Linked DNA regions of Homo sapiens: region 2 is linked to region 1. Evidence: read pairs that join two places in POLR2A ChIA-PET (ENCODE). Cell type or tissue: Caco-2. All regions are shown on one strand. Links, peaks and the distances in the headings refer to the core of each region. The heading gives the core; the rest is flanking DNA.

Evidence for each region. ChIA-PET counts read pairs that join two places held together with the same protein. Peaks named below come from ENCODE experiments on the same cell type or tissue, not always from the same donor. Only the 100,000 strongest peaks of a DNase experiment are listed, where the experiment ranks them.
Region 2: POLR2A ChIA-PET joins it to region 1 with 19 read pairs; 3 of 35 experiments call an interaction of 5 or more read pairs at or near these places.

The regions. Positions count from the first base shown.
Region 1 is chr10:100,738,656-100,741,558 of GRCh38, forward strand. It overlaps a transcript of PAX2 not described here. Among named protein-coding and RNA genes, the nearest start is that of PAX2, 5.5 kb to the right of the region's middle. In Caco-2, for the core only: no CTCF peak of the experiment used is centred there; a DNase peak (open chromatin) is centred at 1,196; H3K4me3 peaks cover 1,474 bases.
Region 2 is chr10:100,893,831-100,896,733 of GRCh38, forward strand. No RefSeq gene overlaps it. Among named protein-coding and RNA genes, the nearest start is that of SLF2, 18 kb to the right of the region's middle. In Caco-2, for the core only: no CTCF peak of the experiment used is centred there; no DNase peak of the experiment used is centred there.

The sequences.
Region 1 (2,903 bases), core at 145-2,644:
CCAGCCCGTCTAGACCTAGCGGAGCGAACTCCTGGAACCTGAGGGATTTTTTTCTTTCCAACATTTACCTTGCAGCTTTTCTTTTTTAGGAACAGTTACACAAAGTTAAGAAATAATTCTGGATGTAGGTGACGCTTGAGATGCAAGTCTCAAACCAAAGCATTTTTTCCAGAAAGAGACCCTGTCCTGGCTCCTGAGGGATTCAGTTCAGCCCTTTTGTTTCAAGTTCGGGGAACGGATGGCTCTGGACCTTGGAGGGCAGAGGCTGGCAGTCGCCTGGGGCAGGGGTCTCACCCTACAGAGAGGGCCCTCCTTCCCCCTTTCCCCGAGGGCCTAATCCGTCGCGCGCGCGCACGCGGACACACACACACACACACACACACACACACACACACGGCCCCCATAGCCACCGCAACTCTCAGCAGCAGCCCTAGCCCCGACCCGAGGCCCCAAGACGGCGGGCCAGGAACCCCTGGGACGTCCTGGCTCCAGGCTGGACGTAGGCGGAGGTGGCAGGAGTGGACAAACCCAGGCGGGTCCCACGACGCCCCTTTCCTCGGGTCTCTCCTTGTTTCAGCCAGCCGCTCTCGCCCCTGGTCCCCTCTCCCCTGCGTTCGGGTCCTTTGTCTCCAGCCACCTCGCAGCCTGTCCCCGCCTCGGCGGCCCTGCCCTTTGGGCCTCCCAGTCTCTCTGGCGGGTCCCCCTGCCTTACCAGCTCCCGGCTGTGGCGCGCTCTCCGCCTGCTCCTCACATCCACACAGCTGCTGGGAGAGGAGGAAGGAAAGGCGGGCGCGCCGCGGATGGATCCGAGACGGTAGATTTGGTGCCGGCTCGCAACTCTGGGAAACTCAGCGCGGGTCCTCCCGCCCCTCTCCAACTCTGCCCAGCGCGGCCCGGTCGCGCGCGCTCACCCGCGGGGACCCTTCCTTTCCCTGTATTTCGGCTGTGGCTGTTTCGCTCCCTCTGGTCTCCCAGCCTCTGGAGTGTGCTTCCCTGGCCCTGCTCTCCGTTCCCTTTCGGCCGCCCCCGGCTGTCGCCTGCCCCCACCCTCCGCAGGTCCCACGGTCGCGGCGGCGATGACTGTGGAGGTAACGCCGGGGACGTCCTGGGTCAGCCTGCACCGTCTCCCTCGACCACAGCCCGATGAGGCCGCGGGCTCCGGGCCGGCTGCTAAGAGAGTTAATCATTACTTCGCCAGCGACACTCAGCCTCCCTCCGACTCTCTCGCCCGGCCTAGGGGAGGAGGGGAGGGGACAGCTGGCCAGGTGGGGACTTCGGCTTCGCACAAACCAGCCTCTTCAGGCCTCCCAGAGACAGGTGGTGGCTTCTCAGTTCCCTCGGCAACTCTCTAAGGTCCTCTTTCTTCCCCTCCTGTCTCTCCCTCCTTCGAGCCTCCTCCCAGCCAGGCCTCTCCCCACCGTCTCCTGTCCGCTCTGGCTTTGACTGATTAACTGCAGGTCCTGGGAGAACCAACTTTCTTTGTTTGGAACCGGACCGGACGGGATTTCCTTCCCTAGGTCTCCGCCAATGGGCCAGCTCCTCCCGACGGTTTTGGCGGACTGGCTGAAGAGGACCGCGCCTGAGGCCACAATTAACCCGGCTGTTGGTGGTGGTGGTTGGGGGGTGGGCAGTGAGGAATTTAACCGATCCTCTAGCAGCTGCGCTGGTGCAGTTGGGAGGGGGGTGCAGGAAGTGGGAATGGAGGAGTGGCAGGAGGTATAGACAGAGGGAAGAACGATAAACCTGGACAGGTGTGGCATAGCCAATAGAAGGGGAAACAAAATAAAACAGGAAGGCGGCGCGGGGAGGAATCCCCAGTAACCTTTATAGGATTGAAGTTGGGTGGAAAACGCCACCTCCTGCCCTACCTTAGCACTCAGATCCCTCCTTTACCTCTTTGTGAAAGGGTAAGAGTTCAGAAAGCTGGCCATTTACTCCATAATCTACTAGAGAAATGTCTGGGTTTGCAAAATGCCTATTGATTAGCTCCATGGAGTAGACAAGACAGGCGTAATTATCCCCATTTTACAGGTGAGAAAACTGAGTCTCAAAGAAGCAAAGGGACTGTGTATGTAGTGGCTGTCACTTTTTCCTGTAGGCTGTGGGGTGAGTGGCCCCTTTAGGAGGTCCATGGGTATCTAGGGAGGCGGTACAGGCTGTGTCCAGGTCTGAGCCAGAAGTACCAGGGCCTCACGGGGCTCCTAGCCCTTTTAGCTTGTTCTCTGTTGGACAGGACCTTCACTCTTACTCTCTAGACCTGCTGGCTGGGTTTCTCCCAGCTTCGCTATTTTTTCAGTTCCCTAGTAGAGTGGCCCATGGGCGGTAGCCACCTGGCTGGCCCGTGCCACTAAGAGGCAGCTTTGGTGGCCAAGTGGCTTGCATTGTTGTTGCTCCTCAAAGGGCCTGTGAAGGGCTGGGCAGGTCGCAAAGACCTCTTGTGAGGGGAAGCTAGATTAAAGGGGGAGGGATCCTGGAGGATAAAGGCCCAGCACGTGCGCCTGGACTCCACAGGACCAACAGACCGAGCGGGCGGGGCCAGCTGGGAGTCAGGCCCCCCGGGCTTCACGCAGGGAGCCCAAATATTGGGAACAAAAGCAGGAAAAGAAGAGTGAGAGCAGGAGGGAGGGAGGGAGCGAGGAAGCAGAAATTAGGGGGTCTTAGATGAAAAAAAAAAGAAAGTAGCTTTAGGGGGAATGTGCTGTGGAGTGTGAAATTGCAGCCCATGGTGCTCCATATTGTACCAGAAGCTCTTCCAAAAAAAAAAAAAAAAAAAAACCATCCTCCAACGTGACCAGAGGGCCAGGCAGGGGGAAGGGCGGGGAGAGAATGGGGAGGAGGAGGGGGAAAGGCCGGGCAGGAGCCGGTCAGGCCTTTCTGCGGAAGGGGCTGGGGTGTAAGTTTCG
Region 2 (2,903 bases), core at 126-2,625, 160 kb after region 1:
AATCACACTCTTATATCCCATAGAAGAGCAAATGCCAAGAGATTATACATACATACGTACACACACACACACACACACACACACACACACACACACACACACACACACACATACATATTAGGATTGTTTGTACTGGCCATTCTTCTCCCCATCCCTGAGGAAAAAAGACAGAAACAAATTAAAACCCAGTAATAGGCACCGAGTGGTATGCTAGTTAAAACCAGGAAAAAGCCCTGGTTTGCAGTGTTTGCAGATTTCTATGATGTGAATATTCCCGTCATGCCTCATTTCAAGCTACCAGCCTGATGTCACTGAGTGCCAGGTTGGAAAGAAATGTGAACAATCAGCTCCAGAAATCCAGGAGCTCCAGCTGAGCCACACCTTGAATAAGTTATATATAGCACAGCCACACCTCTGGCTATTAAAAAGAATGACGGGCCAGACATGGTGGCTCACACCTGTAATCCAAGCACCTTGGGAGGCTGACGCAGGCTGATTGCTTGAGTACAGGAGTTCAAGACCAGCCTGGGCAACATGACAAAACCCCATCTCTATAAAAAAAAATACAAAGAATTAGCCAGGCATGGTGGCTTGTGCTTGTAGTCCCAGCTACTCAGGAGGCTGAGGTAGGAGGATCACCTGAACCTGGGAGGTCAAGGCCACAGTGAGCCAAGATCTTGTCCCTCCACTCCAGCCTGGGCGACAGAGTGAGACTCCATCTCAAAAAAAAAAAAGAATGAGATTGTATTGCAGAAGTTTGCTTGGTAGATTTCCAAGGTATTGTTGAGGGAAAAAAAAAAGCAAGTGGCAGAAAAGTGTATAATATCATATAATCATATTTTTTGAAATATATATAGACAAAAAAATCTATATATGTATGTGTGCATTCTATTTGCATATGATTGTATGACTTTGAGAAGATGGGGAGGAGGAAGCCAAGCAAAAAGAGGAAGTAAAAAGGGCACATTTATGCATTATACATATGTATATAGAAGTAAGATTCTTTTTAACCAAAAAAAGAAAGAAAAATATATTGAGCCCTTGAAACATGCCCTGTTCTGTATCAGCTGCTTGGGAATATAGGAACACGTGAGACATGGTTTCATTCTTACATCTAGCTGAAAATATAAAAGCAAATGATCACAGGATTATTTACATATTTATTTATTTGAGACAGAATCTCACTCTGTCACCCAGCCTGGAGTGCAGTGGCTCAGTCTCAGCTCACTGCAACCTCTGCCTCCTGGGCTTGATTGAGCAATCCTCTCACTTCAGCCTCCAAAGTAGCTGGGACTACTGGCGTGTGCCACTATGCCCGGCTAGTTTTTGTAGCTTTAGTAGAGACGGGGTTTCTCCATGTTGGTCAGGCTGGTCTCAAACTCCTGGACTCAAGTGATCCACCCGCCTCAGCTTCCCAAAATGCTGGGATTACAGGCGTGAGCCACCGCACCCAGACCACAGGGTAATTTATTATCTCCAAGTAGGTGTGAAATAAATGCCACAATGGAAGGACAAGCAAAATAATAGAAGGGCTGGGGTTTTCGTTGTTGTAGTTGTTTTTTAAATAAGCCCCAAGGATCCTCCTCCACCCAAGCTTGCTGCCAAGTCTAGATCTCCTTCACCTTCTTGCAGTGGGTCCTGGAACCAGCCTGCTTTCCTCTCCTTGGGGAGGTACCTTTGCCAGCCTCCCCAGCTCCTCCTTTCTTGCTGCTCCCCAAAGACAAATACATTTTATTTTAAAGCTTTTATTGCTTTGCTGCTACTGATTTACTGCTAATCACCATGGAAACAGACGTGGAAAATATAAACAACACGATTGAGGAAGCCACACATAATCAAGAATCTTACAGGTGTAACAAGGTTTGGTTCCCCCGCCTGCCTCTTGACTCCTTTATTTTTGGTTTGTCTTTTTTTCTTTCTTTTTAAATTTTTTTTGCAGTTCTCCCATCTGTGCCATCGACTCCTTTCTGAAATGGTTACTGGAAGCCCTCACTGGGTGCTACCCTCCCTTTCAACTCTCTCTCCTTTCTCTCTCCCTCTCTCCCTCCCTCCCTCTCTCTCTCCTTGGGTAGCCAACTATCCATCAAGCAAGACCCACTCAGAGTGGCCATCAGCTTTACATTGGGGAGGGGGCCTCTCACCTCACAGGAGTTCTGTTCTCCCAGGCCTCTCTTTTATTGGGTTTTCATCTCTGTATAACACATTAACAAATAGGCCAGACAGGTAATCTGTGTGTCTCCAAACCAAGGATTAGCTAAAGCCCAGTAAATCCCAGTTGGCCCCAGCAGCCTTTGTCTTCAGGAAGCACCAGCCCCTGATGAATTCTCCACTCAGAGAAGTCCCCTCAGCCCATCAAAGTCCCCCATCACCACCTGATACCCCTCCTCTCCAAACATTGTAGTCTCCTTGCTGCCAACTGGCCACTTTTTGTCCGGCTCTGTGTTCCAGTGAGCATCCTCCGCCCGGGAAAGGCTAGCTTTTTTTTTTTTTTAAGACAGAATCTCACTCTGTTGCCCAGGCTGGAGTGCACTGGAGTGCAGTGGCATGATCTCAGCTCACTACAATCTCCATCTCCCGGGTTCAAGTGATTCTCCTCCCTCAGCCCCCCGAGTAGCTGGGATTACAGGTGGCCACCACCACGTATGACTAATTTTTGTATTTTTTAGTAGAGACAGGGTTTCACCATGTTGGCCAGGCTAGTCTCGAACTCCTGTCCTTAAGTGATCCGCCCGCCTCAGCCTTCCCAAGTGCTGGGATTACAGGAGTGAGCCACCGCACCTGGCCAAAGCTGGCTTTTATGCTGGTACCATTGCTACCTCCCATTTAAACACAGCTTATGAAAACTCACTGTGCTCAATATCTTTAAATGATTGTATCTACATTTCATTTACTTATGTATGTAT